2 separate regions of the Mus musculus genome follow, and region 2 is linked to region 1. Evidence: chromatin loops called from intact Hi-C (ENCODE). Cell type or tissue: heart. All regions are shown on one strand.

Region 1 (5,000 bases):
AGAGGTCACTTTTGGAGACCTTCCTCTAGCATACAGTTTGTTGAGGCAGGGTCTCCCACTGACCACTCATTTCTGCAAACCTGGCTGCTCTTGTGACCTGCTTGTCTCTGCCACTGGCTCTTCTGTGGGTGCTGGGGGTGTGAATTCAGATGCCCATGATCTTGGAGCAAGCACTCACCCCCCAAGCAACCTCCCAGCCCCCCAGAATCAGTAATCTAATACAAATAAGGATGAGGCAGCACAGGATAGCTGAAAAACAAAACAATAAAAGACCTAAAAAAGCTGACAGGAGCCTTAGTAGGGATCTACCATTACTTCAATGTCAATGTGTTAAGAGGCTGCCCAAGATGCAGCTAAGTGCCAATGACAAGGCAAAGAGACTTGGACTATATTTCTTGGAATTTTCTTAATTATGAACAAAGAAGTTTTCCCAGAACAGAGAATAGCTCTTACATGTACATTTGTACTGTGTCTCCCAGGCAAGTGAGATGGCTATGCCGTCTCTACAACCTGAGTTGGGTCCCCTAGAACCTACATAAAAGCTGGACTTGGGAGCACGCATTACATTCTCAGCACAGGGAGAGCCTTCCCCAGAACTCCCCACCCCACCAGCTAGCCTACAGTGTGAAGCTCAGTTGAGACAAAAAGAAAAACCTGCCTCAACAAGGTGGCAGGCTTCCGTTTCCTCATTCCAGTGACACAATACCCGCTAACTCAGGAGAACTGGAGACCAGAAGAAAGCCCAGTGGTGAAGCAAAGGGGTCCTGGGAAGCCATCTGTGTCTGAACACATCTCTAACAGTTCACATGTTTCTCCAGTACAGCCTCAGGCTTGGTCAGGTAAACCCTTCAGGAAGAGCAGAGCTGGCCCCTTACTTCTACCTCTGCTGGCTTCGTGACCTGAACATGGAGACATAAGCGTGCTGTGCCCCAGCGTCCCATCTGTGGATAGGTTGGGAGCCTACTTGTCACAGAGTTGCTATGAGGATTTAGGACCTAAAGAGTTTTGAGGTATAATTAGTCATTAGTGAGTGTTAGCAATGTTCAGTGCAGACGCTTGGAGGGTGTGGGCTTCCCCAGGAACCACTGCCTGAGCACACAAACCACAGGGCAATGAACAGTGAGCGACAAGAGGACTTACAGCGTTTATTTACTTTGTGTGGAGGAGACTCAGACCACAGTGCCTGTGGTGAGGTCAGAGAACAACGACCAACAAGGACCTGGTCCTCTCCTTCAGACATTGGTCTGGTGGATCAAATGCAGGCTGTCAGTCTTGCAGCAAATGTTTTGTCCACTGAGCCACCTATCTCCCCAGCCCTCAAACTAAGTAGCTGGAGATGACCTTCAACTCCTGCTCTTTAAAAACTGTTACTTACTTAAAGATTTTATTTCAGCTGGGTGGTGGTGGCACATGCCTTTAATCCCAGCACTTGGGAGGCAGAGGCAGGCGGATTTCTAAGTTCGAGGCCAGCCTGGTCTACAAAGTGAGTTCCAGGACAGTCAAGGCTACACAGAGAAACCCTGTCTCGAAAAACCAAATCCTCCCCTCCCCCCCCCCCCAAAAAAGATTTTATTTGTAGTATGTGTATGACTATCTCACCAATAAATGCACTGAGTAAACGTACTGTGCTATGTGTGTATGCCATTATGTATGTATGTATGACCTTAGAGGTCAGGAGAGGTTGGATCTCATAGGCCTGGAGTAACAGACAGCTGTGAGCCTCCATGTGGGTGCTGGGAACTGAACCTAGATCCTCTGTAAGAGCAGACAGTGTTCTTAACCACTGTGCCGTCTCCAGCCCCTCATCAGCCCCTTCTCTCTTTTTCTCTCTTTCCATATAGGGTTTCTCTGTGTAGCCTCAGTTTTTATGGAACTCCCTCTGTAGACCAGGATGGCCTCTAAACTCACCGAGATCCACCTGACTGTATCCTGAGTGCCACAGCCTGGCTAGCCTCCTCATTTCTCATTCTTGTCTTAATTTTTGTTGAAAATGAACCTTAATTTCTATTAGGCTACCTTTTGTGAATGATGCATACCAGAGTTTACTGGGTTGTCTTGAGCCTATAACAGATGATTAACTTCATAAAATTTTTTCACATTCATTTTCATTCTGTAGAGCTTAACCTGTAACATCATATACCTCCTTATCAACTGGCACTACTGGGAAGTCTAATTCACTCGTGTTTGGAAGCAACCAACATCGTGAGTTAATTTCCCACTGACAATCACCAGGGCCAGAGTCATCACTTTTGTCCTTATGCACAATTGGGGAAATCGGCACCAGAACACTCACAGAAGATGTAGGTGCAGCCAGTCCCTGGGCTGCCTCCCACCCCCACTTCCTACGTTTGTCCCACCTTGCCCAGTCTACCCAGTATCAAACTGGTGTCATCTCACACCACCCCAAGACAAGTGTACTCAGGATTTCTTCTTTTCAGAGGAAGGGATACAGAGGAATGTTTGCCACCCAGACACCTGTCACAGCAGTGTAATTACTTTCGGAGGGAGAAAAGTCCCAAGACTCTCCCTAGCCTGGCAACCTGGAAGGGGTTTGGTCTCCTGTGCTTTCTCTCTGCTCCCTGATATTTCTCATCTTCTCTGTGATGGGAACTTGCTAAATGCAAAATCTAGGGCTGGGTTTTTGGCAAGAGATGGAGGGACATGAGGAAGGACAAAGGCAACCTGCCTGTTTCCTGTCTGTGTTCTCTGAAGACTTGTTGACAGGTCCTGGAGGGCTCCTGGGCCCAACGCCAGCCCAAACACCCTCCAACAGCTCCTCTGTCCTTCTCCTGGGTAGACAGGAACTGTGGTGGGAGAGGTGACCTGGTCTGGATTCCTTTTGGATATTATGGATTCACAGATCTCAAACAGCCTTTATCTGGTCATGATCTGTAGAATAAATATCCAGGACACTACCTTTCTGGGTCTTTCAGATGACAGGGACACAGAAGACTGAGACTGTGTTCTGAAGCTACCACTGGACAGTTGGGGGACAGTTAACCTATCTTCCTTGCCTTAGTCTCTTCATCTTAACAACAGGCACATGAAACTAGACCCTAAACCAAATAGTTACAAAGACAGAATGGGTCAATTCATGGAGAGCACGCAGACATCAGTGCTGTTACATAATAAATGCCCAACAGTGCGTGCTCAGTCAAAGTCTTTTGGGGAGTTTTCATACACATGTAGTTTTTGTTTTGTTTTGTTTTGAGGAAACTACTATGCATATCGAGAAAGAGTGTTTTGATTTGTTTGGAATTTACCAAAAGCACTTACCTGAGTCTGTCTGTATCTGTAGCTACCCCACTCATGGAGATTCTACACGCAAGAGCAACTGAATAATGAATGTCTTTTTTTTGTTGTTTTTCGAGACAGGGTTTTTCTGTGTAGCCCTGGCTGTCCTGGAACTCACTCTGTAGACCAGGCTGGCCTCGAACTCAGAAATCCGCCTGCCTCTGCCTCCCAAGTGCTGGGATTAAAGGTGTGTGCCACCACGCCCGGCAACAGGTGTGTTTCTAAGCCACTGCAATGACCCAACCTCAATACAGAGAAGAAAGAACAGGGTGCTAACTCAGAATAAGACATGCATTATTGCTGGGCGATGGTAGCGCACGCCTTTAATCCCAGCACTTGGGAGGCAGAGGCAGGCGGGTTTCTGAGTTCGAGGTCAGCCTGGTCTACCGAGTGAGTTCCAGGACAGCCAGGGCTACAAAGAGAAACCCTGTCTCGGAAAACCGAAAAAAAAAAAAAAAGGAAACGAGAAAAGAAACACACCTGCTGTGTAAGCAGCTATCCCTTCTACTTAGCAGAATGTAGGCAATACTATAAAAAGGGGTTATAACAATATATGTCCTAATAAAAACTCATTGGTCTGATCTAGACAAGGCTGATAGAATGGATTCTTGCAAACCTGATTCTGGATATGTATTTGTGTGTACATTCATGTGTGTGTGTGTGTGTAAATGTAGTGTAGAGGTACAGAGGTCAGAGGACAATCTTGGTAAAGGTCCTTGCCTTTTGTTTGTTTGAAACAGGAGTCTCTTGATTTTCTGCTAAGTATGCAGGTGTCTAACCCGTGAACTTTTGCCTCCTATGTGCCTGTGGAGCACGGAGATTCCAAATACATGTCTGCGTATTCCACCACCTAGGCAGGGTTTCTCTCTGGGTGTCCTGGAACTTGCTCTGTAGACCACGCTGACCTCAAACTCACAGAGATCTGCCTGCCTCCGCCTTCTGAGTGCTGGGATTAAAGCATACATGGCCCCTGCCCAGCTTGGGTCTGAGGATTCTTGCCCACTAAGCCATGTCCTCGGTCTCAAGCCTTGGTCCTCTTTTGTATACTGACTCACCTTAATAATGTTACCTAAGGTACCCTGGGTAACATAACAGATCTTGATGATGTCACTAAGGTGCCCTCGATAACATGACAAATCTTGTTCCTGATGAACAAGTAAATTAAACACAGGGAGAGCGGGAAGAAGCTGACTTTCACTAGCATTTGGCAATGCAGGTTGCCAGAGACACCAGGAAACCAGTACTGCTGCTTCCTGGCATTAGCTTTGGAAAACTCTGGAAAACCCACAAGCCCTTCCTTCATTCATAATATGAGACGTCTGGATTCTTATGATGGCTAACACGAACTGAATCTCTAGGGCTTTCCAAACTTATTTGACCTTATTTTAAAGGAGAAACTCACGAGTTACTATGCCAATGGACATCTTTGTGGTATATACATTAAGTATCTCAAAGATCTTTTCTACTTCTTATATCCAAAAATTCTGGAGCTTTAAATATATAAGTAAACCCATCTCGAAAAACCAAAAAAATAAAAAAAAATAAAAGTATATATATATATAAGTAAGAGAGTCTTGGGGCTGGTGAGATGGCTCAGTGGGTAAGAGCACCCGACTGCTCTTCCGAAGGTCAGGAGTTCAAATCCCAGCAACCACATGGTGGCTCACAACCATCCGTAACGAGATCTGACTCCCTCTTCTGGAGTG
Region 2 (5,000 bases), 64 kb after region 1:
AAAAAATTTAAAGGGTAGGTCTTTAAAAGGGGGGAGGGGGAAGGGGGCATGGCTGTACATGGTAGCATCCATGTGTAATTCTAACCCTTGGGAGGTAGAGGTAGAAAGATCACAAGTTCAAAGCTATACTCAATTACATGGTGAGTTTGAGGTCATTTTAGGCTGTATGAGCCTCTGTCTCCAAAAACCCTAACCAAACAAACACAAGCAGTGTTGTCAGGAGGATGGGGTAACTGGGAATGTGTCTGCACTTGTACTCAGCCCGCCTCTCAGGACTAGAAAGGAGCAGTCAGGACTGGAGAGATGGCTCGCTGCCTGCTACTCCAGACGACCTGGGTTCAGTTCCCTGCACACACAGGGCTGTTTCGGGGAATCCGACCCTCTGGCTTCTATGGGCAATATACACAAGCAGTACACAGCCATGTAAACAAAATACTCATACACATAAAATAGTGGGATAATAATTAAAAGGAAAAGAGTACATGATGTCCAACTTTTTCTTCAACAAGAAAGATCCATATAAGTGTTTTATCTAGAACTGGAGAGGTCATTATTAGACAAAAGTACTTTTAAAAGTTAGAGAGGTGAGCCAAGTAACAGGGCACACTGACACCCTGGCATCCAGAGACAGGGTGCAGGGGGATGACAAGACTGAAGCCAGCCTGGGCTACAGCAAGACCCTGTTGCCAAGAGAAAACTTAAAGCTGGAAATGATCTTTGGGCCTTCAAACTAGTGGGATAAAAGTAGGGCAGATGGCAGTGTCCAAGTACTGGGCATAGTCACGGGCCTGTGACCCCAGCACTCAGAAGGCTGTGGAAAGCCAGCCTGGGACGCGTAATTACAGACAAGCCTGAGCAATTGAGTGAAATACTGTCTCAAAAAGCCAAATAACAACAGCAACAACAAAGAATGTTGTTCAACGTAATTAATAAATTTATTTCGAAAACTAGAATGATAAGAACATATGTATCCATCTGTAGGAGAAGTTCTAGTTTGAAAGGACAATGAATAACAGTCCAGAAAAATGGTCCCCTGAGACATCGATGACTCCCACAATTCCAGCATTTGGGAGGCAGAGGAGGGTCATAAGTTCAAGGCCAGCCTGGGTTACATACCTTAAGGCTAGCCTGACAAAGGAGGGAGAAAGGATGGCTAGGTGGGGGGAGGGGGAGAAAGAGAGAGAGAGAGAGAGAGAGAGAAAGACAGAGACAGAGAGAGAGAGAGAGAGAGAGAGAGAGGAAGGAGGAGGAGGAGGAGGAGGAGGAGGAGGGAGGGGGGAGGGACAGAGGAGACAAAAGACAGGGAGAAGGGATCAGATGCAGAGACCCTTTCTTTATGATTACGCAGAAACAATCACTGATTATGTATTGACTCTAGATTACAAAGAAATGGAGACCATGTCAGAAGGGAAAGGAAGAGGGAGGCCATGCCTCAGCCAGGTATGTCCGCTGATATAGGGGCGTTCTCATTACAGTGGAAACTAATAATAATTTCAACACCAAAATTCCAGGAAATTGCACAAACTAGGGAAGCTGGTTATTATATCAAGGAAGTGTGGAGATCGACTGAGTAACGGCTGTCTTTGTAATTACAGTGAATGATAACATCAGGCATGCCAATATGATGTTTAATTACGAAGGCTCCAAAGCTGTGCTGACTACAGACAGGTCTAAAAATTCCTACAGAGGCAGGATAGTTAGTCAAGTCTGAAGAAAAGCAGAGTTACACTAAGGAACACTGGTGGCCAACGGCTGAAGCTCAGAAAGAACCTAGAGCAGCCAGCTAGCTATCAAATCTTTTCACTTACTTATTTTATTTGTTTGTGTTTGTGTGTGTTCTTGCTCAAGCATATCCTGGAGGGCATGTGGAAGTCAGAGGACAACTTGTGGGAGTCACTTTCATTACATGGGTTCTGCAGATCAAACTCAGGTCAACAGGAGTGTTTACCACTCAGCTATCTCAGTGAGCTCTTTAATAAGGATCCGAGTAATAAATGCATACCCAAGGTAATACTGTGAAGTTTGTTTAAGTAGTTTCCTAATTTTCACTTTGAATATGGGAACCTGTGTTTCCTGACAGCCACACAGAAGTCCCCTGAATCATGAAATTATATTTTTTCCTCTTTTAAATACTTACTGAGTTTGTTCTTTGATGATTGCATACACATTTAACCTGCACACTGACGATTATAACCACCCTCCGTTCTTATTTTTTGAGGCAAGACAGAGTCTCGTGTAGCCCAGCTAGTCTTGAATTCCATATGTAGCTAAGGCTGGACTTGAATTTCTGATCCTACCACGTGAGTGCTGGGAATACAGGTGTGTGCCACAATGCCCAGCCTGGGTTATCTGTGCATACGTATGTGGTGGTCAGAGGTCAACATGAGGTGTCTTTCTTAGTCACCTCCACTTCAGTTTTAGAGACAAAGTCTCACCAGTTGACTGGGCTGGCTAGTGAGCCCTGGGGATGCCCTTGTCTCTGCCTTCTCAGTACTGGGACTATCAGTGCGCATGGCCACATCTGGGTTTTATGTGAGTGCGAGGAATCAGATGAATCTCAGGGCCTCATGTTTGCACAGCAAACACTTTACCAAATGAGCATCCCTGCCCCATGAGGCATTATTCCTAAGAAACTAACAGGAAGCCACTAACACACACCACACTGAGCGTCCTGTAAACACCAAGCACTGCGCATGCGCCCATCACATGTGCCCATCCTATCGCATGCGCCAGCCAGTCCTTTGAAGAGGACCCATTATCATTTCTAATTTTACTGGGAGACAGTGAAGAACAGAGAGTTGAGAACAGAGCTGGCACATGACAAAGCTGAGCTGCCATCCCTCACACCACGGCCCACCTGGCAGCAGTGCCTGGGGAAATGACTACAGGAATAGTACGAGCCTCACAGCACTCTAACCCTAAAGATAGCAAACCTCATGCTTTCAAGAACAGGCAACCCCAGCCTTGCTCCAGGACATGCACTTTCTGCAGGACTCCAAGGTCCACAGTGGGTGGTGGCCCACGCTGTGTACCAAGTCCACAGTCCCAGGGTCCAGATGGGCTTCCTGGGGAAACTTTTCTCCACTTGTACACTTCACAAGCTAAATAAGCTTGTGAAAAAGGAACTTAGTGATGTTAATGCAATTTACAAATGCTTCTAATGTGAAATGTTGCCAGCATTAGTGATGCCAGAAGAGTCGCACAAACGGGAAATGGAAAGCGAAGGCTTCAGCCTGCTTTCTAACCAGCTGCTCAAACTCCCCTCTACCCGACAGTTTTATAGGCCACTGCAAGCCCTCTACCTGGTCTTCCCAGGGCTGCCTCTACCAAGTAAGAGCTTATAGGTGAGCCCAGAGAGAAGCAATAAGAGTAGAGATCAAGAAAACCATCAAGTAGGCTGTGGAGACAGTTCAGTGGGCAAAGTGCTCACTGTAAGTCTGACAACCCAAGTCTGAAACGTCAAAACTCATGCGTTGCTGGATAAGGCAGTGGGCATCTGTAATCCCCGTGTACTTAGGGCGAGATGGGAGGCTAGCAGTGGTGAGCAACAGAGACCACCTCAGATGAGGTGAAAATGCTGGACTGACACCTGGAGTTGGCCTCCGACCTACACATGAGCACTGAAGTGCACACATGTGTATATGCAACACCTACACATGAAGGTGCTCACATACACCATGTACACATGAATCCTCACACGCACATACACGCGCACACACACACACACACACACACACACGAGAGAGAGAGAGAGAGAGAGAGAGAGAGAGAGAGAGAGAGAAGGAGGGGGGGGGAGAGAGAGAGACAGACAGAGAGACCACAGCTTTGACAGTCATCACTGCTCTATGTATTCAGAGCACCTTGCATTTCAGCTGCTCATGAGTGAGAAATAAAGATGTCACTTGCTGAATTCTCCAGAGACATTTCCAGGGATCACTTCTATTAACATTAACTTTTCTTTACGCAGCTTTCCCAGAGTGAGCAAGCACACCAAGAGACAGTTACTGGTAAGAAGACCAGCAGGGCCCCTGACTTTCCCGAGAACTTGAGCTGATTCATTCCCTGAGTCATCTCCAGGTAAGAAATAAAACCCTCTCCACACTTCTTGCAATCCTCAAGCCGAGGCAGGTAACCACTGCTCTGTGTACTCAGCACCTGGATGACAGGGCAGGAGGGGCCAACTGAACCCCGGGTTCCAGTGCCATTTCACCTCCGGCCTACAGAAGCTGCTGCGTCAGCACAGCTGACTGACGGCAGCCACTAGCCCTAAAGCTTGGGCAAGATGGGGCTGATCTTCTACTTGCTCAGGGTCTCCTTATGCCTGGGGCGCCAGCCAGTGACAGAGACAGGATAGAGGCACTTCTTAAAGTGCCCTTTCCCCTTAGTTACGCCTAGCAGATGTACTAATAAGGTGATTAGGCAAGCATGGTGACAGAAACCCAAGGCTATAACTGGCTTAGAGAAAGTGATCATTGCAAAACCAGCAACCACGATGCCCAGGGCTTATAACTACAGCATCATCCGAGCGAGACCAAGCAGGGCTGCCGTTAACATGCCACAGAGGCACTTCTCTCCTGAAGACGTGTGCACACAGGAGCACTCTCCCTATAGCCTCAGGGGTTACCAGACCTAGTCAGGGACTGACTTTCACCCATCAGATTCAAATCCTGCAGAAAGTACCAACTTACAATAAGATGTGGTTAGAAATGACAAGATGGCTTAGAGGCAGAATATTTGTTTAGCATGTGTGAAGCCATGGGTTCAATTACAGGCACGGCAAAAGGCAAGGGGAGTGAGACATCTGTAAACAGAGGAGAGAGGAGGACCGCTAAAAAGTGACGTTGGGGAGCAGAGAGTAGGCTCTGCAGTTAAGAGCACCAGTTGTTCTCCCAGAGGATAGAGGTTCGATTCCCTCCACCCACATAGCAGCTACAACTGTCTCTGACTCCAGTGCTAGGAGATTCATTGTCCTCTTCTGGACTCCAGGGGCACTGCACACA

Evidence for each region. Hi-C counts contacts between places; a loop is a spot of excess contacts. Peaks named below come from ENCODE experiments on the same cell type or tissue, not always from the same donor. Only the 100,000 strongest peaks of a DNase experiment are listed, where the experiment ranks them.
Region 2: a loop joins it to region 1, with 2.7 times the contacts of the local background. A loop is called at or near these places in 4 of 42 quality-filtered maps.

What each region holds. Positions count from the first base shown.
Region 1 is chr8:106,832,822-106,837,821 of GRCm38, reverse strand. The region is part of intron 17 of Tango6 (transport and golgi organization 6); the gene reads right to left. All of the region lies in intron 1 of Gm34197 (a long non-coding RNA gene), which reads left to right. Among named protein-coding and RNA genes, the nearest start is that of Gm34197, 12 kb to the left of the region's middle. In heart, no CTCF peak of the experiment used is centred here; a DNase peak (open chromatin) is centred at 2,721; H3K27ac peaks cover 387 bases.
Region 2 is chr8:106,768,802-106,773,801 of GRCm38, reverse strand. All of the region lies in intron 14 of Tango6 (transport and golgi organization 6), which reads right to left. Among named protein-coding and RNA genes, the nearest start is that of Gm34197, 76 kb to the left of the region's middle. In heart, no CTCF peak of the experiment used is centred here; a DNase peak (open chromatin) is centred at 2,811.